Regions from separate parts of the Mus musculus genome. Here regions 2 and 3 are each linked to region 1. A link is a loop called in an ENCODE intact Hi-C map of the cell type or tissue named here. Cell type or tissue: left cerebral cortex. All regions are shown on one strand.

Evidence for each region. Hi-C counts contacts between places; a loop is a spot of excess contacts. Peaks named below come from ENCODE experiments on the same cell type or tissue, not always from the same donor. Only the 100,000 strongest peaks of a DNase experiment are listed, where the experiment ranks them.
Region 2: a loop joins it to region 1, with 9 times the contacts of the local background. A loop is called at or near these places in 23 of 42 quality-filtered maps.
Region 3: it touches region 1 in a loop (4-fold over the local background); 2 of 42 quality-filtered maps call a loop at or near these places.

What each region holds. Positions count from the first base shown.
Region 1 is chr14:103,009,451-103,017,450 of GRCm38, reverse strand. The region is part of intron 2 of 4933432I03Rik (RIKEN cDNA 4933432I03 gene); the gene reads left to right. Gm34643 (predicted gene, 34643) reads right to left here and starts at 4,576. Exons shown (of 3, transcript NR_166851.1): 1 at 4,417-4,576; 2 at 3,326-3,469. It also overlaps the pseudogene Rpl17-ps7. In left cerebral cortex, CTCF peaks have their summits at 4,737 (motif pointing left) and 5,488 (motif pointing left); DNase peaks (open chromatin) are centred at 4,710 and 5,474.
Region 2 is chr14:103,534,188-103,542,187 of GRCm38, reverse strand. Scel (sciellin) reads right to left here. Exons shown (of 31, transcript NM_022886.2): 5 at 5,158-5,226; 6 at 1,571-1,609; 7 at 190-267. Among named protein-coding and RNA genes, the nearest start is that of Scel, 25 kb to the right of the region's middle. In left cerebral cortex, CTCF peaks have their summits at 2,208 and 4,624 (motif pointing right); a DNase peak (open chromatin) is centred at 4,634.
Region 3 is chr14:103,096,304-103,104,303 of GRCm38, reverse strand. It overlaps Fbxl3 (F-box and leucine-rich repeat protein 3), which reads left to right and starts at 4,772. Exons shown (of 5, transcript NM_015822.3): 1 at 4,772-5,142. In left cerebral cortex, a CTCF peak has its summit at 4,472; DNase peaks (open chromatin) are centred at 4,241, 4,597, 5,294, 7,467 and 1 more place; H3K4me3 peaks cover 3,574 bases; H3K27ac peaks cover 1,927 bases.

The DNA of each region.
Region 1 (8,000 bases):
TCTTTCTCCTCAAAGAGCCCCCTTTCTGTTCTTACTGGACCAGTTCTCCATGGATTGTATAACAGTGTGCCATTAGAGAATGCTGCCAAAGTAGCTGAAATGTGGAAGTGTTTGCTGTTTCCCTCAAAGGATGCTCTATCATTGTTCTGACGCAGGAAGTGTTCAGTGTTACATCAAAGGATGCCCTGCAGCTTGCAGCAGGTGATATTATCAGCAAAAGGCAGGCAGGGTCATTGCTGACGTAGTGTTACTGCTGTAGCACCCAAAGTGCCCAGGAAACAGATGTGTTTGAAGGTCTTTTGTAGGTTCTATCTTTACCTGCTTGTTATCAACGCATACAGACAGCCATGTCGATGTCAAAATGGGGCATCCATGTGGAAGTTCTCTTATTCACCCTCTCGCACTGGTGGTGGGGCAGGAGTTGGGCTCCACCTAAGAGGTAACTCAGTGCTTCCACTCCTCTCCTCCTCCTCTGTCTCTTACAGCAGAATCTTTGGCTAATTTGGGATGGATCTGGACATGAAGCTGACTAATTAGGCATCCAAATATAGTGCCTATGGCATATATTTCAGACGTTAAGCTCTTCTGTATGTTTCCGAAGACTTTGATATTGAAATGCCTGAGTTTGAGTCTTGGTTAAAGCTGTCAAGTTCTGCAGTCTGAACAGGCACTGGCTCTCAGGGTTCTGGTGAAAATGTGGTTTTTGGATCTCTTTGATAATTTGTGAAAACTATAAATACTTTCTCCATATGACCCTCATTCCTACAAAACTGGGGTTGTCATTCACGAGGATTTCAATAAAAGTCTTTGTGATAGATCGTATTTTGACGGTACAGAGAAGCTTCCGAATGGTTGAAACAATCTCCATCTTACCCTTCACTTTAAGATGGGGCTTCTTGGACAGCGTATAGATACGCTGTTGTCTTCTAGAGTCTTGGATGAATTTTTACCAACCATTCTAGTCAAATTTACAGAAGAAACAAACCAAGGCAAAACTGCTGAGCTGGTGGGGTGGCACATGCCTGCTTAGTACTTGGGAGCTAGAGGCAGGAGGGTCAGCTATTCAAGGGTAGCCTCATCCACGCAATGAGTGTGAGGGTAGCCTGAGTTATAGGAGAGCCATCTCAACAAGAATATAAACAAACCAACCAAGCACACAACTGGTGATCTTTTCCAGACCAAACTGAAAAGTCTGTGACCTCGGGAAGGATACTGAGAAAATCAGAGGATAAGTGTTAAACCCAGGTCAGTTTCCTTTTCCAGTTCTCTTATTGGGTTATTAGGAAGCAGAATACAAACACTCTTGGTGTTTCAGTTGGCCACAGGCGGAACTTATTACTGTGACTTCCTTTCCATGAATACCACAATTTCTAACTCCCTCGGATGGCTGATTTCATTTCTGGGCTTGTTAGTCTGGGAATGTCCGCCTTTGTGCAAACCAGTACAGAGCTCAGACAGTTGATGGTCTGAACTGTACTGTCCAGCACCTCACTTGTATCAGAATTGTTTTTGTTTGGTTCTTTGTTTGTTTGACCCAGGCTCTCACAGTATCTGAGGCAGACAGATTCTTGTAGCACAAGGGTGACCTTGAATTTCCAATCTTCCTGAGTGGTGGGATTACAGGCATACAACATTACACCTGGTTTATACAGGGCTGGAATCTAATCTAGGACGTCGTGCAAGCTAGGCAAGCTCTTTTCTGAGTTATATTCCCTAGAGATGGCTCCTCTGATAGCCACCTTGAGTTTGAACTTGCTGTTTGAAACCCGGGAAAGAATACACATATGCACTTTAATGGCTCAGTCTATGGTGTTCTTGTATGGAAGTCTGAGGTAACTGGTAACAGTGTTAGGTTTTTTGACCTGTTGATGTTTTTAAATCCTAAAATGCAATTGTCTTCAGTAACTTGAAGGACTGTTTGCTCCTCAAAGGGATAGAAGCAGCTGTTCAGGCTGTGGCTCTGTAAGGTTAGAATTAGGGCCAGGTTGGTGGGGGGTTGGTTTCTTATTCACAACATTAAGAACTATATAGGCTTGGGGTGACACTCAGAGGGCTGACATGGTGTACAGACATGGTGGAGAAATGGGAGATAAGAACAGTTAGTGTTGTAGTATGATGAGAGAAAAAATTGGAAAAGCAAGGGTGGTGAGGACCAGTATGATGTGAGTAGCCTGAGCTGCCACCAGAGGCCATGGTGAAGTCCTGGCCTGTTCTGCTGCTGGCCTTGTCTGGGTCTGTGGTCTTGCAACAGCAAGGCTCTGTCTGGCCACCAAAGGCCATGAGGATATCCATGGTCTGGTCTGGTCTGCCTTCTGTGGCCACATTGATGTCCAAGGGCTATGCAAGCTGGCCACCTCTTTATTGACTGCCACACTTGGGAGAAGTGGGCCAGGCTTCCACCTAGGCAGTATGGGAGAGCTGGCCTTGGTGGCGTGGGTGGGTGCCGGCCCCCTACTTATGCAAAGTGGGAAGGCTGGCTCTGTGGGCACAAGAGAGCTGTTGTGCCAAGCAGCTCGGCTATCACCCAGGCCCAAATCCAGGACTTTGAGGTGGTCCACCCCAACCTCTACCCCATCTATGAACTGCTAGAGTGCAAGAAGGGGCAGTCCCTGCACAACTAAGGCTGCAGGGTCTCCATGGCACAGGATGCTTGAATGGAGTCCCGATATAGATCCAGTATTGATAGTGTAGGGGAAGCCAGGGGCTCAGACCAGACCAACTCCCGGCGGTGAATTTCTGCAAGTAAAGCTGTTTGGGCAAAAGGGCACACTGTGTGACACACTGCGACACACTGTGACACACCACAGCTTCTACGGTGAGATGTTTTGTTTGTTTGTTTGTTTTTGTTGTTTGTATTTTTGGGTTTTTGTTTGTTTGTTTGTTTCTTTGGTGGGAGGGGTAGCTTGCAGAGGCAGAGGGCAGATGTGGAGGGATTTTGGGGGGGGGTTGAGTGGGACTGAGGTGCATGGTGTGAGATTCATAAATAATCAATACAAAGTAAAAAATAAAACCCCTTAAGCCCTCCACCATACTAAAGGCCTATAGTAATGGAGAAATGAGCTGCTGAAGGCAAGTTGTCTTTCACCAAGATGCTAAAGCAGAGATGAGCGCTGCAGAGGTTGGACAAGTTCTTACATTAATCAAGATTTTGAAGTGGATGGCTGCCACCATCTTGCCACCTCTAGAGTTTTATGAGTATGTGGAATAACAAAAATAGCTTTTTATTACATTAGAGGATGTCTTAGTTAGGGTTTTACTGCTGTGAACTGACACCATGACCAAGGCAACTCTTATAAGGACAACACTTAATTGGGGGCTGGCTTACAGGTTCAGAGGTTCAGTCCATTATCATCAAGGCAGGAGCATGGCAGCATCGAGGCAGGCATGGTGCAGAAGTTGCTGAGAGTTCTCCATCTTCATCTGAAGGCTCCTGGTGGAAGCCTGGCTTTCAGGCAGCTAAGGTGAGGGACTTAAACGAACACACAGTGACACACCTACTCCAACAAGGCCATGCTTCCTAATAGGGCCACTCTCTGGGCCAAGCATACACAAACCATCACAGAGGAACACACAAATCAAACCCGAGACTCAATGGGTCAGAACCCCAACTGCTTAGTATTACAACAAACCATCTAGCCACATGGGAACTCCCCATGGGAAATTTTTGTTCTGCACATATTTTGGGTGTGTCTATTAGAAATTATATGCTAGAGTTAGATGTTGAAGATGGAGAGTTCCTGTCCCCAGGAAGCTGAAAACATCAAATAAGACAGAAACCAATAATAGTGATGATGAATAGCTATTAGAGGATGATGAATATTCATCAAAAAACAGTGTGGGCTACTAGTCTTAAAGCTTTTATATCAACTTATAACTATATTCACATAACCCAGTGAGATGTGTACATCCTGTTTATAGATGGAGGAAAAGGAGACAGAGAAAAGCATAATTAATTGTCCTGCTCCCACTTGGTAAATGGACAGACTTGGAGGCAGTGTAACTTCAGAATCCTGAGCCCAGCCCCAGCCCTCCTCGCGCCACAACGTAGGTCCCCTGCAGCCAGCACTGGACTCCTCTAACTTCCTTTCCCAGCCTCTCTCACTAGACTCCTCTAGGCACTCCATGGTTTCTGTTCCTCAGACACCACATCACCTGGCCCCTCCTGTCTCCATACTCAGTGCCTCCTTAAAGCTTCCCCAGACTCGCCTAGCCCACCCGTGTCAGTGTTTCTGTCTTCTCCTCTAGCTTTTAAGCTTGTTGACAATAGATCCCGTATGCCAATTGTCACTCTGTGTTCCCAGGACTGGAAAGACTGGATACAGTGTCTACTCTGCAGTAAGTGCCCCTTAAGTTTGTTTATCACGTGAACCAACTTAAAATGTAACTGTGTTGCAGTAGAGGGGGCTGAGGACTCACCCAGAGAAGGATCATACTTCTGCCTGGAAGGCCCCAGAGGAAGTCTCAGGAGACATGACATTGTGTAGCGATCTGGAGGGAAAAGGAACAGGAGAAACAGTTTAGGTGGAGCACAGGAGGAAAGGATGCTGCTGGCTGAGGGAACTTCCAGGGAAAGGGGACAGACTTGGTATAGTTCCACCTCAGGGGGACTTAAGGGAGTGGCCTTGGTGACTTGGGAGGAAGGGCAATACAGGACTCCCACACCAGAGCGGGCTCCTTCAGACCCACAGTTCCTGAGAACTCAGGAGAACAGTGCCACCTACTGTACAGAGGTGGCTTCTCCATCCACTGAGCACAATGCTGCGTGAGTCATTAGCTCCTCAAGACACTGGGCATTTTGAGTTAAAATTTCCCCTAGTGAGTGACAAAGGAAAAATGCTCAAGATGTAGAAATGGATGTTATGAAATCTGTGACATTTTTTCCAAAAGTGCTTATAACAGGGTCTATTCTTATAAAAAAAAAAAAAAAGCAACGTAGTGAGGAGACAACTCACAGATTTAGAGCAAATATTTGTAAACCGTAGCGTGGCAGGGGCCAGATGTCCATGATTCACAAGGGGCTCAATCTACTCCACCGTAAGAGAGCACATGTCTGTCAAAATCGGCAAGTGGCTTTGACAGATTTTTTTTTTCAAAAGAAAACATAAGATCCACTGAGATGTTACCTCAGTCGTGTTAGATGGACTTGAATCAAAAAGCTATTGCAGATATGGAGGAGACAGGGTGCCTCTGTGCTGTTGAAGTTACTCAAAATTAACGCAGATATTCCGGGAAACAGCAATTTTTTTTAAAGACCTAAAATAATATTACCGCATGAGCATGGCTTCTAACTTTTGGGTTTAGATAAAAAAGAATTGAAATAGTATGTCAAAGACGTGTATACCCTCTTACATTTATTATAGCAGTATTTACAATAGCCAGCATATAAAAACAATCTATGCCCATCAACTGATGAAAAATACGTCGGAGCTGGAGAGATGGCTCAGCAGTTATGAGAGCATGCTGCTTATCCAGAGGGCATGGCGCCCTCTTCTGTCATCTGAGGCTACTGCACTCATGCATCCAAACAGATGACACACATTCACGATGAAAAATAAATTAAATCTTATAAAAAAAAGCAAAATGTACTTACTACATATCAAACTGGATGTTAATCAGCCAGGAAGAGTAAACTACTGTTGTGCAGGCCCAGATGGGCAGACCTATTAAGATTCTATTAAGTGGAATGGACCAGGCACAGGCGGACAAACATTGTAGATCTCACTCATGTGTGGAATTCCTGGTATTGGAGTCACAGAAATGATAGGACAGCATGGCAGACACTAGTGGCTGAGGGGGCTGAGTCGGTGGAAAACGGGGAGATCTTGAGCAATGAGAACTTTCAGTGCATAGAGGAATATGTCCTGGTGTTTTGTTGCATAGCATGGGGATTGTATAAAACTAATGTATTATATATTTCAAAAATAGTGAAAATAGATACTTTGGGTGGTGAGTGCGTGCGTGTGTGTGTGTGTGTGTGTGTGTGTTGTGAGGCTAGTTATTTGCACATGGCCACAAGTGTCATGGAGAGCAGAAGAGCCGGAGGTTGTGACCTGTACAATGTGGGTGCTGGGACCCGGTCTCCGGTTTTCTGTGTGAGCTGTGTGTGTTCCCTTAAGCCGTTCCCTGACCTCCACAGTCATGCCATGCCATGCACACACAAGTGTACAACACACACACACATAAATAAAACCCCAAAGCTTTAAAAGAGGAAGGCCCGATCCTGAATTATTCCGTGGAGCACATCTGTCTAGGGGTTCCTTCCTTCTGCCCGAGGTTTTCATCCTAAAGTTATACATGGAGCTCAGGCTTAAACCCTCACTGTTTGCCCCACGTGCTGCTGAGATTTTTATTTACTTGTAATCATGATATCCGTAAGAATGTGAGCACAGATCCTCATGAAGTTAATTGGAGCCCAGCCCCTTATCATTTCTTCTCTTTCTTTTTTTTCTCTTCTCTTCTCTTCTCTTCTCTTCTCTTCTCTTCTCTCCTCTCTTCTTTTCTCTTTTCTTTTCATGGTCACGTGGTTTTGAACCATCTATTTCACTGTTTAATAACATGCTTCTGCATTTTAAAGCACCTCTCTCCCAACAGGGCTCATTAAAGACCACCAGAAGACCTTGAACTTTATCTGCATTTATTTTATGCTGAATTTATCCCCAGACCATGAGTTTTTGTTTCTTCAGTTTCTTCTGGGATATCTTTTTCTTCTGTGCAGCCTCCTCTTCTGGCTTTGGAACGATCTGTTCCTTCTCAGTGAGGATCATCTCAGTGTGGCAGGGGGAGCTCATGTATGGGTTAATCCAGCCATGAGCTCTGTAGGTTCGTCGGCGCATCTTAGGTGCCTTGTTCACCTGGATGTGTTCAATGACTAGAGAATCTACGTCTAAACCCTTAAGTTCAGCGTTACTCTCTGCATTTTTTAAGCACGTGCAGCAAAAATTCAGCACTCTTTTTTGGCCACCGACCCTGTGTCCAGCCCCACTGTTTGGCCTGAGCACACCTACCGACTCCACCATTATACCGCCGGAATGGCACACATTGCTTCTTTAAAGTGACATCCTTCAGATACTCAGTGGCTTTGCGGATATGCATACCCTCGATGGCCTGGGCAGTTTCCTGGGTGTTCTTAAAGTGAACACGAAGGTTTGACCCTCTTGATTTGCGTGATTTTGTGGGGTTTTCTGGGTCAAGAGAGTAGCGAACCATCTTGGCAGGTGGCCTCTGGCCGCTTACAGGAAGAGCCTTCTGGTTCTTTTCAAACCACAGTCTGTAATAGCTGGAGACGAGAGTGCTCAATAGCACTGCTTTCCATACTACTTTATTTAAGGTGATTTTCCTTCCTAATTTCCGAGTTCCGTTTATAAGACTTTAAAAAAGAGAATAAGAGGCAACTGGCCCAGCTCACGTCCTGCCTAGGTATTTACAGTTAGGGAACTTCTTTTTTACATTGTAATGATGTATTAGACACTTCGGTGGCCAATCTTTGTTAAATTGACTGAATCTGGCATCGCCCAAAGAGAAGCCTTATTAAAGTCACATTATTTTAAGTTAGACGACACACACACACACACACACACACACACACACACACGTATAAACTGTGAGTGATACCCTCTGGTGACAGCCCAGATGAGACAAGGTCTGAAGAAAGTGATTTGCTTTTTGCCTGCTGGCAGTGTCCGTTTGTCTGGACACCCCTAGGGGAGATCTTGGAAGCACAGCATTTGTCCCAGACTCCACTTTCCCCTTCTGGTTTGGTGTCTGATGCCTTGAAGGGAAACATAGGCTTCGGACTCTCCATTCCGGACTTGGCCCTGCCTTCTCCAGGCAGCCTTATAGGCAGTGCCCAGATGCCCCTGGCAGAGAGGCAGAATGGAGAACATACAATCCCAGCGCTGAGAGGCAGGAAAAACTGGATCCTTGCAGCTTGCTAGCCATCTAGCCTAGCCTACTTGGCAAGTTCGAGACCAGTGAGCGACTTTACCTTAAAAACCAAAACA
Region 2 (8,000 bases), 520 kb before region 1:
CTAAAGTAGCAGAAGCGTAAACTCATGACCCACAGTTTCAAAGCCCTAAGGATACTGAGTTAGTTGAAAAAAAAGCAGTTGCGGACACAGCTTCAAGCCTCAGGGTGGGGTGGGGGGGGGCGATCTGGCAGTCAGTAAAAAGTCTTTTGCAGGATGTTGGCAAGAGGCAGCACAGGGTCCCCATCTTACCTCTTTTTCTTCACAGGAGTGGTAGCGGGGGTTGAAGCTGTGGCGGTAGTGTTTGCATTGAAGGAGCTGACAGCTGGCCTGTTCAACGAGAAGAGCAAAAGGTCATCACCATAACTGACTGAGAAAGTCATTCATGCATGGTGTTAATCATGTGGCATCCAGGCTAATCAGCGTGACATGGTATGGATTTGCATTCTCTTCACCTCATTATTATGTTGGGTTGACAGAATCATACTATGCATTAGAAATATGATCTTAAGAAAAAAATTGAAAGATACACAATGTAACCTCCACTTGGCATTTATGAATATATTCAGATCCTCAAAAGAAAAAAAAAATAAGGCCCTACCAACCAAAGAGCATTCACTGGCTGGAATGAGGTCCCCACCCCAGCACATATGTAGCAGACTGGCAGGTCAGTCTTCATGGCTGCTTCGTCTGGCCTAATTAGTCAGAAACTTGATGTGCTAGTGTGGGGGGATACCCAGGGGTGGTTCCACCCTCTCAGAGGAGAAAGGGAGAGGGGAATGGAGTGGAGAGACTTGGTGAGGGAGGGACTGGGATGGGGAACAGCATTTGGGAAGTAGGCAAATTAATTAATAGGTAATGAATGATGAATGAATGAATGAATGAATGAATGAATGAATGAATGAAAATGGCAATGACCCAGGGACTGTTTTACACATTAAGATTGGGATCCAGCATAAAAACTTTATCCATAAATAGTTTTTTTTTTAAAGTAACATTTGAAAAGTTCCTCTAATTTGTGTTGCCTATAAATACCAGGAGTATATGCCGAGGGAAATATATTTGATATCTCATATTGGATATCTCACGATTCAGCACTGAGGGAAAAAGGATGAGGCGTGGAGTGAGAAAGAGTTGGTTGCCTAAGAAACGGGAGAAAGACCGAGTCCGTTCTTTTGCTTTGCTTTGTGTGTACTTCTGTGCGCCACTTCCACAGCTGGTGCCAGAGGAGGCCAGAGGAGGGCACCAGAGACTCTAGAACTGAAAATACAGAGGGTTGTGAGCTGCCGTGTGGGTGCTAGCAATCACATCTGGGTGCTCTGAAAGACCAGCCAGGGCTCTTCACCACTAAGCCAACCCTCCAGCGCTGAGTACATATTTAAACATAAGGCTAAAGGCATTGATCTAGGCCTTCGTGATTGATTACAGTGATGGTAGATGAGCGCTTATGGTGCAAGCCCAGCCAGATAGTACTTGATTCTTTGAAGCTTATTTTGTTTCTTCTCCTCTGCTTCTAACTCGGCCAACGGCACAGGGGTGTGGTTCTCTGATGGCATGTTGCCTGAACGTGGTAAGCCCTGGTTGTTTTTAAATGCATACAAGGAAACACACATCAGTTTAAGAAAGTACTTACGTCTTGGTTGATTGTGGCGTTCTAAATGAGGACAGTGTTCTAGAAGAAAGAAACAGTGGTGTAGTTTGAGCAATGGTGAGAACCAAATCAATGCTTCCTTTATTTCTGCTTGTCCACAAATTTAGTTACTAGGAAAAGCTAAAGATTACTTGAGGGGGGAAATAAATCCATAACTATTTGAATTAATTTGGTAAGATGCTTTCATGATGCTTAAAATCTCCTGTACTAGAGCTCAAGGTTTTCTTCTTCAGAAAATTCATTATTATTTAAGTCCAATGTCTTAAGATGCTAAACTCCACAATTTTCTTAGCAATACAAATGTAAAATGAATAACCTTAATACTGGAACAGGGGCATGCGGTAAGAATAAGGCCCATAGCAATGGAACCTCTGGGCCTGTAAGCCAGACATTTCATTCTATTGTGAGTAAGTACTTGAGAACTGTTGTTCTAAAACTATAGAAGGTAGTGTGGCCTGCACAAGGCTGCACCAGATCAAGCCAGTCACCATTCCAGAATATTGCAAATCCAAGCCCTCCCCCCCCCCAGCCGAAGAGGTATTGTCAGTCAATGGCTTCTAGAGGACAAAGTTTTTCTTTAAGACTGCAGTTTCTTGTAGGCTGGCTGTGCTTCAATAGATGGCGCCACACCCATGACTACATAGGCAGCGCTCATTTGACTTGGGCTATACAAGGAGCATTAAAGACATGGGGGCGGGGTCAGCAGTTAAGAGCACTGGTTGCTCTTCCTGAGGATCTAGGTTCAATTCCCAGCACCCATATAGCAGCTCACACCCTCATGTGGCCTCCTCCAACACCAAGGTATGCACACGGTGCACAGAGAAGCCTGCGGGCAAGACATCCATGAGCATAAAATAAAAAGAAATAGAAGTTGAAAAAGGATGCTGAGGACAAGACATGGATCTAGATCTAGAAGGAGTTGCAGGGAGGGGTGGCAGTGAATAGGACCAAAACGTATTCTATGCACATGTGAAAGAAATGTTCACAGAATTCATTGTTAAATACAGGGAGGGTGAGAATGTACAAAAACACATTAAGCATGACTGTGAGTTGTTAAGTAAAAATAAATAACACTTAGAAAAGAATATATTTGAGACCTTTCCAAAGGTAGTGTGCGCTAGTACCTATCGCTTAGTTGGTTATCCAAGGTTTGGGCCTTGTCTGTTTTGGTGACAGTACTTCTGTCTGACACCCCTCATACACAACGGTGAGCAGTGGTTGGCTTGTCAAACTTCTTACAGATTCTCTCTCATGCCTGAACAATTTTACATTTAGTCGTTTTCTTATAAAAGAACTGTTTTCCATGTGTTAACGTTTTACAGTCTTTGAAAGTAAAAAAAAAAAAAAAAAAAAAAGAGGAGCTGGTGAGGCCACCTGGATATCGCTTTGGATTCTGAGTGTATACTTTCGTTAATTGTTCTCCTTCCTGACTCACTGGGATTTTTAACTCACCTGTGATTATTCATATTTTTATAGTGCAATTGTGTGTGTGTGTGTGTGTGTGTGTGTGTGTGTGTGTGTAATGACTCTACTTCCTATGTTGGTAAAAGGTATCAGTGAAGTGCTTCACTAGTCTTTAAAAAAAATCTGTCGCATAATGCTCTGTGTTTGCCAAAATCAATTTCTTTTTCTCCTGAGCAGACAGAAGCCACATTTACCAACTTAGGGTGGCCATTAAGTTGGGACCTTTCGATTGGGTTTTAAAAAGTGTGAATAGAAATGTTGTTACCACATCCTGATCCACTGTACAGCTGCCTGAATACACTCTAGCTCTTTCTCTCTCCTCCACTACAGTTTTGGTGCCATGGATCGAAGGCAGCAGTGTTTATATGTAGAAAGAACTTAGCTGCCTGAATCACTCACTCCCTGAATACTAGACTCTCATGAGTGAAGCCATTATCTATTTTATTAAACCAGTTAGGTTTGGGGAGAAGTGGGGACAGATTAAGAACATGCTATCTTAACAAATTAGTTTACTTCAACAAATCGACTAAGGTTGGGTCCTAGAAGAGAACCTAGTGTTCTCCTTAGATGGACATGTTATTGAATCTACTCCGTAGAGCCATACATTAACACACCTGAGACGCTTCTTTTTCAGGAAATGATGACTAACACAGAGGCTCACAACTGGCAAAGGTGCAGAGAATAAGAAACTGCAAAATTCCCAGCCCTAAAAGGAATATATACAGCCTACTCCCTCCTGTCAGAGCTCAGGGATCTATCTCATGGCAGAAGAAGTGGCAGAAGGAGTGTAAGAGATTAAAATGGGTAGCTACAAAGGAATGGTGTGTTCTGGACATAGCAGGGCAGGTGTGCATATAAGTTCACAGAAGCTGTGATAGTATGCATAAATCCTGAGCAAGCCAAAACCAGACCAGGTCCCAGCATCTGAGGATGGGAATAAGAAGTGCCACTCCTCACCATGGAACTATTGGTGACCGTTAGCTTCTTGGAAAGAGGCAGTTTTTCTCTAAAACTATCCCCTCATAAGTTGACCACACTCTGGTGGGGGATCCCATATCAACATGAATTAGTCTTGATAGGTTAGGGAAAAACACAGAATGTAAAGTTGTGTAAGTGTGGTGGTTTGAATGGGAGCAGTCTCCATGGCTCATTTGTTTAAACAAGTGGTCCCCAGTTGGTGGATCTGTTGGGAAGGATTAGGAGGTAAGGCTTTGTTAAAGGAGGTGAGTCACCAGGACTCAGTACAAGCACCACTCCTAGAGTGCTCTCCCTTCTTCTGCCTCGTGGTTGTGACCAAGATGTGAGCTCTCAGCTGCCCCTTCACTACACCATCATGGACTCTAACCCTCTGAAACCAGAAGCCAGTCAAATAAGTCTTTTATAAATTGCCTTGGTCGTACCGTTTTATCAAAGTAACAAAAAAGTAACTAACACAGTGCCCGTGGAAGGGATGGATCTGGGTGTGGAGTTAGAGAGAATACCATCAAAATCGATTGTATGCAACATTTATTGCAAAGAAATAGTTAATTTCTTTAAAGGTTCAAGGGAAAGCTTTACTCCCACAAGAGAACACTAGGGGGCGCCCTAACCTCGTCTTTTAAAAATAATCTCTAGTTTCAGGATCTTTAGTTTTCATGTCACAGATTATTTATTTAAGACTCGTTAGCACGATTCATGTTTCTAACAACGACGTGTATATTTACAAATAGTTTCTCAGAAGCTGTTTTTTTTCTCCAGCATCAGAGTGGAAGAACCCCGATTGGAATACGGACTGATATTCTTCCGTTTACATTGAACTAACAGATTTCATGCAGGTTCTGTCTAACCAGCCCATACCCCACACTCAAGTCATAATCTTCTAAATTAATCTACTTCTCCCTAAAATCTAGACCTCTGGAAGATAATATCTCTAGCTAAGATTCTGTGCATTGAGGAAACAATTCAGTCTTCAGAGGCTTCTTTTTGACATAAGACAGCGCCAGTGCAAAGAACACTCCAGTAAGGACTCCCCCCCCCACCCCCCTCCCCACACTGCATTGTAAAAATGGGATGCAATGCTAGCACATGGTGATTTTAAGCGCTGTCATGGGTCACAAGCACCTCACCTGTCCAGCATGTCCTCAGATCTGTACCGGCTAATTGTGGCTTTTGGCTCATCTCTCTCTATTAATTTCCTGTAGAAAACAATTACCAGAAGACAAAATTACAAAAATAGCCTATAAAACCTATCATAAATTTGAAAAAAATGTCGAACTATTTGTCTAGGTAGGGCACATGTTACCAGTGTAAGACAAAGTTGGCGTACACAAGTCTTCCAAATTTTGACTTGGGTAGAATTAATTAGGGCAAGCTCAATTCTTACTGCTAATAAATGATATTTTGTTGGTTCTGATGATTTTTCCAAACCTTCATAAAGCTCCGAAGTGCAACATACTCACACTGAAATTAAGGCTATATGAAACGAATGCTAATGGTGGTCAGTTGCGTATGCCCTTTCAGTGTGGGTTCCCGCAGAGTAGCAACTATCTTTGTGTTCTGAGTTTTAATCGATGCTCTGGCAAGGGGCGAACTCCTAAAAACCGCCTTCTTTAACGTTCAGCACCATGGACAGGCACAGAGGCCAAACACTTGGTGCAAAAAAGAAAAAAGAAACGTGCAGAGAAGGAACAGAAAATCCAGAAAGAAACCGGGAGAAGAAAGTGAGAGATGAAATGATAGACTGACTGTAAAGGGGAGATGGGAGAGGAACAATAAGGGAAAACTGGAGAAATGCAGGAAGAGAAGAAAGATTTACCCATCTGATCAAATAGAAGGGCCCTACTTAATACTTTTGGAGTCCTGTGACCCACAAAGAGCAGGCTTTGTGGGAGATTATCGAGTGATTTATTGTATTTGCAATTCTTGGTTTACATTTGAACTCGAAGTAGTATATTTATTTTCAATGCAAATATTTGGAAGTAGGCAATATAGAAACATTTTACTAGCTGAAAATGCATCTTGTTTACCCACTCGGGGTTAGAGGGAGAAATTACAGACGCATATCCAAAGACCAAAAGTGTTAGGTGTTATAAAAGAGGGGGGAAATTTCAAGAAAATTATAAGTTAAAAAATCAAGTGTTAAATGTAAGAATCAGAGGATTTTCTGATAAGGTGTAGCTTGGTCTAGGCTCTGAGGATAAACAGACCTGAACATTTATAAATGGGCGGATGGAATATAACCGAGAAGGCAGAAAAGAAGGAAATGAAATTTCTCCACTACATTTCTCAAGTCTTACAGAAAACTTCCATGTGAAGTCAGAAGCCACGCTGTGGTTCTGACTCACGTATTGCGTAAACTCAGTGGGGGTGGGGGGGCTGCTGATGACCTCCACCAAAAGGCCCCCTGCAAATGGTTTATAGCAAAACAAATCTACTATGTGAAAAGTACTGGATTCTGTTTCCAGCACCTCAAACAAGCAAACACAGGAAGCAAAAACATAAACAAATTTACAGTGGAAACAAAACCCAGCCCCTCCGCACAAGCTTCAGGCTTTGCCTGAATGTGTTCTGCTCGTAGCATGAAAGGATGCTTCCTGAAGTCCTGCGCCCAGCAGAGAGCAGGCTTCATGGGGACTTATAGCAATACGTAGTATTATTTATTTTCATTCTCTCCTCCCCCTCTTCCACCTTCAACTGAAATGCAGATTCTATGGAAGCTGGAGCTGTTGTGGATCTAGTTTTCCGCTCAATGTCTGGATCTAAGGATATTCCATAGGTGATATCAACTCGATTTGACATGATTAAATGATCCGCCCAAAGAACTACATAGTGCGATTTTCTAGTTTCAGATCATATGACTCTGTTATCTAAGGTGATGGGAATATATTGATTCAGTCTCTGCTCCAACAGCTTTCTGTGCACACTCTCACCTCTGTCGGAAAGCCCTCCCCTGTGCCAACCAACCAGCCTCACTTAAAACTTCCCCCTCATTCTCCGGGCAGTGGCAGCCACCAAAGGCCACTTCCTTGGTGGGTGGGGTCTGAGGTTATTCAGGCCAAAGCAATCTGTACAATAGTTACTTTTTTATGGTGAAGATTATGGTAGCTCAAACTCTCCTCCATTTGTGTAAGAGCTTCTAAGCATCCAAGGTTGTTTCATGCATCTCTGTACTCTCAGAACCCAACAGATGCCCCCGAGGCTACGCGACTGCCTCGGGAAACCCTCTGGGGCTGGGTTGAGAAGTGACAAGCAGAGGCATTTGAGGCAGTTCCAGGAGAGGCTGCCATACTTCTTGAGGAGACTTATTTTGCGATATTAGCTATAGGTCGTCTCTAGGGTCCACAGAGTCCTGTTACTGGTGATCAAAGCTTAGCTAACTGCTTTAGCCAAAATGCTGGCCACCAAGAGGAGGAATTCAGGAAACCAATATGATTTCAAATGTGAAGTTAGTATGGATGGCATCGAGATGCCCTTATACTAAGGTGTACTGTGGGCACACTGAGAAGGCAAGCCTTGGCTCTCACTGCCAGTTTCCACGTTCATGCTGCATGCGTGTGCCCTCTAGTGATCCAGGGGCAGGCTACTTAAAATGCACGGAACAATTTTCATTGGTTGTTTGACTCAAATAATCAAGGTCTCTTTACTTGGTGAAATGAGGGACCACTGTAAACCAGGTTCCACTCTCTGAAACAACGAAAAGGAAGGCAGAGGCACCAGTGGTAAGCCTCTAGACCCCAGAACAGCAAATTAAAATTCCTACAGAAAAAAAAAAATCAAACTCCATTGAAAAATCTGTCATCATACTGATAGACCAATATCTTATTTTATAAAATAAAATTGTTTTCGAAGTACTTTCAAGGACAATAAATCAGGAAATGGGGGCAAGGGACAAGTTTAAACAAGATATATGGTTCATATGTATAAAATGAAACTGATTTTTTAATAGTAACTTTAAACAAGAGTTAAAACC
Region 3 (8,000 bases), 87 kb before region 1:
TTTGTTCTCCTGTTTTACCTGGTTGAAGCCACATGCTCCACTCGATGACTGTAAAGAGCAGGACATTATAGCCAATCGCCTAAGACCATCCATGCGAGATGGCATGGCTCGACGGACACTTGAGATAAGTCCTGACTTCTCTAAGCACTTCTGTGTCCTGTTTGCTGTGACCTTGAGTCAGCCACTTACTTTAATTAATTTTTAATCTTTCTTTTTTTCATAAAAATACCAAACCCAAACCAAATATTTATAAAAGTGATTTAATTCCACAGTAAAATATCTGGAAAATGAGTGCACAGGTGAGGAGAACTTTCACTTAATATTCTCAAAATTAGGTATTTTATTTACCAACTGCAGACAAGTTAGTCATCTCATTCTGCTGTTTAAAGAAAGGACCGCATTCGATTTCTACAATATTTTGCTAGGGAAAATAATCCCAAATACAAAACTCTAGAGTTTCCTAGCCCTAAAGCCCAAGCTGGTTCTGCTATGTGATGCTACTGCTGTAGTATCATGGATAGGATAGTAACTGGACACTTGTAATATGGACCAAGTTGCAAGAGGACAGGGCTATTTTTTCCCCAGGAGTTGTCAGTTCAGTGGGAGGGCTGTGGCTCAGCTCCTTCTAGGGTGGAATCTAGGTCCAGGACAGCCTCTGGGTGGAAACACAGGTGATGTGTACGGCTTCTGACTGAGAGAAAGCCACCAGGCTTCTCGTCCAGGGAAACCTGGCGAGAGTCCAGACCTAGTCATTTCTAGCCAGACAAGTATGTTGTGATCGAAGTTACCTTAGAAAACCAACTATAATAATAATAATAATAATAATAATAATAATATTATTATTATTATTATTATTATTTCACTTCTAGAAGAAGTCTCAATGAAGAGGAATTATGGGATAAAAGTCAAGGGCCAGGAGTGATGACTCAGTGGGACTCGTACCTGCTTGAGCAAGTGTGGGTACCTGACTTCAGATTCCCAGAGACTCCATAAAAGCCAGACATGTTAACATAGACCTGCAGTCCCGGTGTTCCTAGGATGATCTGGGAGGCAGAGGCAAGAGAATGCTGGGAAGCATATCTTGCCTGGTATACACAACCGGGAACCATAAGGGACCCTGCCTCAAGCAACATAGTCAGATGGCAAGATGCTGTCAAACAAGTGCTGGCCTTCCCCAGCCAGCTTCCACAAGTGCTCCAAGGTATACACACACTGTGATCACACACGAAAACGCACGCACATCATACAAAGAGAAACAGAGCCATGGAGATAGCTCAGCGAGTAAAAACACTTGCTGTCAAGCCTGACAGCCTGCTCTACGTAAGGACAGGCATAGAACAAGACGAGAAACAATTCCTGCAAGTTGCCCTTTGGCTTCCACGAGTACACAGTTCAAGGCACACATGTAGTCCAAGGGTTGACCCTGAGTCAGAAAGCCAGTAATAAATATACATAAAACCTGAAATAAAAGCCAAGTTTGAATATCAGTGTCCGTCCAATCAGTAACCATGGATTCAGAGAGTCACTTCTAGGACCAGTTTCTCAGTTACAGGTTCTGTAACAACATGCCCTACATTTTCTCTAAATAAGCGAATTCAGGTAGGGTCCTGAAGAAACTGGGAAGTTTTTAAAAGCAGAAGTGAGAGAGGTTGTGCTGGAGAGAGTTTAAGAATGAAGGCATTAGTATTCCTCAGAAGTGTATGTAAACTGTCTGGCTTTGTTGACTTCTTTAATAAATATTTGAGCACCTGCTCCATCCAGGTCAGCACTTGACAACAAGCTCTGATGAGGGCAAGGCTGTGTCCTCAGTTGCTTAGTAACCCTGACTTCCTCTCAGGCGCTTGAATGGATCCTGTGAGTTAATGGGTGCGTGGAACCGTGCTAAGTTCTGGGAAACAAGGCATACACAGAACACAAACATGAAAATTGCAGGTGTAGTTTAAGGAGTTAAATCATTTACTGATGGCTTACGGTAGCTAACCTTTGTGCTAAGGCTAGGAGGGCGCACAAGGATGCCCTTCCCAACTTTGCGGCTCTTCATCTTTGTAATGTATTGCTTGCAAATGGGAGGATATGGACTTTGAAATGAGGTTAGGGTGGGTTAACTAGTGTGGTCAACGTCAACAGAAGGGTCCCAGTTGGGGAAAGAAGAAGCAACCAGGTTCTGATAGGGAATACAAGTGTGTGTGTGTGTGGGGGGGGGGGTGAGGGTAAGAAGAAAGGAAGGGTGGGAGGGAGAGAAGAAGGGTGGGATAGAGGGAGGGAGAAGGCACACACAGGACTCAGTGATGATCCACTGTTGGCCTTAAACATGTAAGAACAAGTCAAGCATGAAGAACCTAGACGCCCTGGAAAAGCAGCTGAACAGGTTCCCCTCTTCACATCCCAAAGGCCGTGGCCAGCTGACACCTTGATTTTAGCCCGTTTTGGATATTTTATGTCCAGAATTGCACAAATACTTTTTTCCCTTTTTTACTATTTTAAGCCACTAAGCCTCTGGTTATTTTACAATGGGCTTCATTCACATCCTTGACATGTTTTGGGCTTCCCTAAGCCTGTGAACTAGTTAGTAACCCTTTACCAACTGAGTCTCACAGAGAAAAACAGAAAATAGCCCAGTGATTGATTTTTTTTTTTTTGTATTGCTTACATGTAGAAATACTACTTTGGATGTATTGGATTACGTAAATAAAATGGATGTTGTCCCCTTTATGTGGGTCTGTGCATGTGAGAGAGAGCAGATGCGCTCCAATCCCCTGGAGCTGGAATGACAGGCAGTTGTGAGTGGCCCATTGAGGGGGGGTGAAAACTGGTGTGTCCTCCTGACCAATGAGCCAACTCTCCAGCCACCCTTTAACTTTGTGTGTGTGTCCCTTGTGCTCTCCAGATGAGGTCAGAGGGAGTCAGTTCTCCACATTCACCTTGGTTTCCAGAGATAAAACTCAGGTCAAGAGATTGAACAGCAAGTAGCTTTGCCAGCTGAGCCTTGTCACCAACTGACCTTTAACTTTTAATGTGGAGCTACAAACCTAAATTGCACGAGTACCTTGCATAGATTCCTAATGAACAGTGCTCACCTCGACTCTTATTCTCAGTAGTTGTTCTCATTTATTTGACATTTTAAAATCATTAATACAGAAGATTACACCTCCTAAGGTATAATGTGTGATATTCTGATTAGTGTATTCAGTTTAAATGTTTAATATTTTGTGTGTATCAGTGTTTGCCTGCACGTATGTCTGTGCTCCACTTTCAAGGACCAATCAGATCTCCGGGGACTGGAGTTATGAATGGCTGTGAACCACGTGGGAGCTGGAATTCTCTACAAAATCACCAAGCGCTCTTAACTGCAGAGCAGTGCTCCAGCCCCTTCAGTTCATATACACAACGTCTAATGTTTAAATCGGGTTAGTCATTCTAACTCCTCAGACATATTTTTTTCTGGTTAAAAAGATTAAAACTCCTTTCTTCTAGTTTGTTTAAATGTACATTATATGGTGACGGTCTTAAGTGTGTGACAGAACCTGTTCTCATGACTTCATCTTTTAAAAAATATAATAATTTACTCTGGGCTAGAGAGACAGCTTAGCAGTTAAGAGTGCTTGCTGTTCTTCCAGCTGATCTGAGTTCAGTTCCCAGCGCTCAGGATGAGTGGCTCACATCTGCCTGTAAATAACTCCAGCTCCAAGGAATCCAACATCCACTCCAGACACCACGGGCACTGCACTCAAATGCGCGCGCCGCGCGCACACGCGCACACTCACACCTACAACAAAACGAAAAGCTTATAAAATTAATAGTAAATTAAAAACAAGTACATAAAAGCATTTTAAAGTTCAGCATGTTTTTGTTCCGTGTGGTGGCACATTTCTTCAATCTCAGCATTGAGCAGGCTGAGGTTGGTGGATCTCAGAGTTCCAAGCCAGCCTGATCTACAAAATGAAAATCAGTATAAAGAAAACTGAGGAGGGTAGGAAACGAAAGAGAGAGAAGAGATCTTTACTTTGGAGAAATAACACAGAAAAAGCAGAAGGCATGGTATACAGCTAACCTTAAGATTTTCTGGGGACTTTTCTTATTTTAGGAAAAACTCAGTATCTCCAAGTCCAAACTTAAAAAAAAAAAAGTCAAATATTTGATAGCATTTAAAAGACTCCTTGACTTACAAAACGCTCCACCACCCGGGAGCGAGGAGTGGGGGTTGTCTTTTTTTAATTAGCCATCTGCTTCTTCACACTTTACGTGTTTCTGAAAAGAAATCTCAGACTTGGGGGTTCTGTTTCATAAGTAAATGTGATTTTGAAAAAGTTATGACTCATTAAAAAAAAGCCTTGGAAAAATGGAAATGCAAATATTGTCTTAAGAAACCCGTAGTGATCGCAACGTCCACCACGTTGATTTATTTATTCTTTTTCTAGGTACAGACAGCAACCTCAGAGGCTCCCTTGGCCGCGCCCTCCTCGCGGAGGTGGGTCGCTGTCAGGTGATGTTTACGTCCGGTAGGGGTGCGTCCCGCCCTGCAGACACTCCCTCCGCCTTTGGCGTCGGCTCCCCCGCCCTAAACTTTCCGGTTTTAACCCTGGGAAAGGCCAGCCACGTCTGGCGAACACCAACCCGCCCACATTCCGCCCCTAAACAAACTTGGCCAGGGACAGCCCGGGAGGCTGGAGCCGCCTCGGTGCGCGCGCCCGGCCAGCCCCTTCGGCCGCGCGCCCGCCCCCTCGGGCGGGGACGCGCAGGGGCAAGCGCGCGGCCGCGAACTGCGGGCGCCATTTTGGATTCCCTAACTGGGCCGAAGCTTCGGGCTCGCTGCTGTCGATCGCTGCTCGCCTAGGGCGTCTCGGGCGGGCGACGAGGAGGTGCCGGGGCGAAGGACACAGACCGCGCGGGACAGAGAAGGGACGCGACGCTCTCCTCCCCACACACCGGGGCAGCCGGAGCCGCAAAGGTGGAGCCGCGTCGGCGCCCGCCGCGGGACCAGCGTCTCGGATGCGGGCGGAGCGCGGGGGGCCGCGACGGCGGGAGCTCGGAGACGGGGCCCCGGGAGGCCTCATGTGAGAGGCGCGGGAGCCGCCGCCGCCGCTGCCGCCGTCGTCCGCGCGGCCCGGGGTGCTGTGTGGGGGAAGCCGCCCCCGGCAGCAGGTACGGCGGAGGTTCGGGGCCGCAGCCCGGAGTCGGGCGGGGAGGTCGGCGGCGGCGGCCGGGGGCGCGCGCGGGGCGCGACGGGAACAACGCCCCGCCCCGCCGCGCCCGGGCCTCGGTGTCTGTCAACAAGGCGTGGCCGGCGCGGCGCGCGCTCGGTGGCCGCGCGTGGCGGGGCAGCGAGGAGGACGGGCTCCTCCGGGCTCGCCCTGGGCGGCGCGGGTGCAGGCGGCTGGAAAGCCCGGGGGCCTGGGCGGTCAGTGTGTGCGGAAGCCGGGCCGGGGAGGCGCACGGTGGAAAACTTGGTGAACTTAGGGGCAGCCGCCCGGGTCGCGTGCTGCAGACCACCACCCGGAAGCCGCCCGGGCAGGGCATCGCCGAGCCGCGTGCGAGGTGAGAGCGGGCGGCGGTTTTGTTGGTAATGGTGCCTATCCCACTTGCCCAGATGTTTGTATCTTTTGCTTACACCAAAAGGCGAATTTAAAAAAAAAATGTCCCTGTAGATGTTAAAATGTCTGTAACCCGCCCCGTGTTACCTGTGTGCCGGCTCCCGGTTGTGTCTTGTCTGTGTGTCCAGTCCCAGTTCATCTATATCCACTGTGCTCTCACCATTCTGAGAGTTAATCTTTTTCGTATTGTTCCATTCTTGTATTTCAGCCAAAGAATGTGTGTTAGGTTTCCTTCTATGAAAAACAAAACAAAAGGGCATATGCAAATGTAATGCCAGAACGGGACTTTTAAACCTAAAGTACAAATTTTTTAAAAAATATTTTTTGCATGTCCAGAATATGTAAATGTTTAAAGACAGTAAGGGAAGTTTGGCTCTTGGTTTCAGTTTAAGGAAATGTTTGATTAGCTCACTAATTCTTGGTGATGCTCAAGTTACTGGGTGTCCCTCATTAGTTGCATCTTGGACACTTGATGTAAACACTAGCTAAAGTTGTTGCCACCATACTTTCTCTGGGTTCTTGAAACACTGCAATAAATCAAAACTGCTGGAGCCCAGTTTTCTGTGCTTAGGAAATCGCATTGATATTTAGTGTCCTGTTTTATACACCACACTCTTCCTGTTCAGCTATAAAGGGCACTTTGACTTCCACTAGAAGCAGTATAAAACCCATTACTCTAAACTAGTTGTGTACTAGTGAATGCACCGAATTGTTCTTTATGCAGCAGAGCTTCATGTGCAGATAGTTAAAATAAAAGCATTGGAAATTTCGAATTAAAAAGGCCAACAAGGAAAAGCAATATTTAAAATGTTATTAGCTATTTATTCACTAGTTAATTTTACACCTAATAGTACATAGCACATTTTAACCTTTGGTCCATTAGTTTTCCATTAAGAGTGACATTAATTTCATAATGCTTATGATAGTCCATAGACTTTCTTAGCTATTCATAAAGTAATAAGTACTAATATATACTTTGATGATCCATGTGTTCAGTTTATATTTAGATCAAGTGTAACCGTGTACTTGATCTTCCTTAGCGTTGGTGACTTTACATTGCCTTCCCAACTTAAAGGGGGATTGAAATACCCTTTATTTAGATGGGACTGTGTTGGAAGGCAGAAGCAGTGGATCTCTGATTCCCAGGCTGGCCAGGCTCACATAGAGAGCCTGTCTCACATAAAAATTGTATAAACTTAGGGTCAGCAGAGTGTCCTTAGAGTGTTGTCAGAAAGGCTGCTGTCCTCGTTTTGGTTTTGAATCTGTACACTTGACTGTAAAATGAAGTGTTTAATCTTTATGGTCTGGCTTTAGAAGATTTCGCCAGATACAGCAGAGCATCCTGGCAGGAGGTCTGGAAGTAGGAAGACTTTGTCATTCTTTTTTGAATCTCTATCTCAGAATTCTGAGTAGTTTCTGCCAGTAAGAAAGTTTGAGTCCTAAGTAGCAGACTCTTCGTTCTTTGACCCAAATTGAAATGCTAAAATTAAAGTTAAGCCTTCAGGATAAGTTAAAGTTGGAAAATGGGTCATAATGACACGCTTACCCATAGAAGGACTTTTTATTTTAATTTAATGTCAGTGTTGATCATTCTAACTTTGAACACACATAAAAATCTATTCATAGATTCATAAGTTTGAATGTTCCATAAAGCCATCTTGTCATCTGTTATTTTGTTTTCTGAATTCTGCTTTTCCTGGAGACTATGCCCTTTTGTGTGTGTGCATACAGTCAGATGCAGGAACAACAAAGGAGACAGTTCCTTTTTCAAGGCCTCCTGGACTGACGATGTAGGGTTGTGCTCTCTGCCATCCTGTTTGTTTTCTCCAGCCCTCAGCCCTTCTCTGCCAGCCTCTGGATGAGAAAGTCTGTACAGACGCATATCCTTCATACCACGGAGGAACCCGATTCTTGCGACATGATTTGTCACAAGTTGGTTGGAGTCAAGCCATCCTTTTGAGTCTTGTTTGGACCAGCGCCTTACTAGAATTGCTCTCTAAAAATCATGGTAGATCCTAGACTAAATACTAGTACCAAGGAATGGTCCAGGTTAGACTAGAGTGCAGTGTAAATAAAGTAACAAATGAAGATGTGTCCTTTGGAACTCTGATTACATGAAATAGCTGTATACAATGTAGAAAGAAAAAGAGCATATTGGGGAACATAGCTGGAGCTTGTGCCGCCCCACTGCGCATTTTCAGCTGTTACCCTAAGCTAGTGATGCTCTTGCCAGGGCATTTCTCTACACCACTGCTCCCTCCCCTTTTTTGAAAGAAAAATTAAATTGCTCTTCCCATTCTGGGGACAGTCACTTCTTTGTGATGGCTTCCATACTGGGCTGAGATGTCAAGAACCCTGTATCAAAAGATCACCATTTTGCAAACTGAAGCATCTGACAGTCTTGTACTG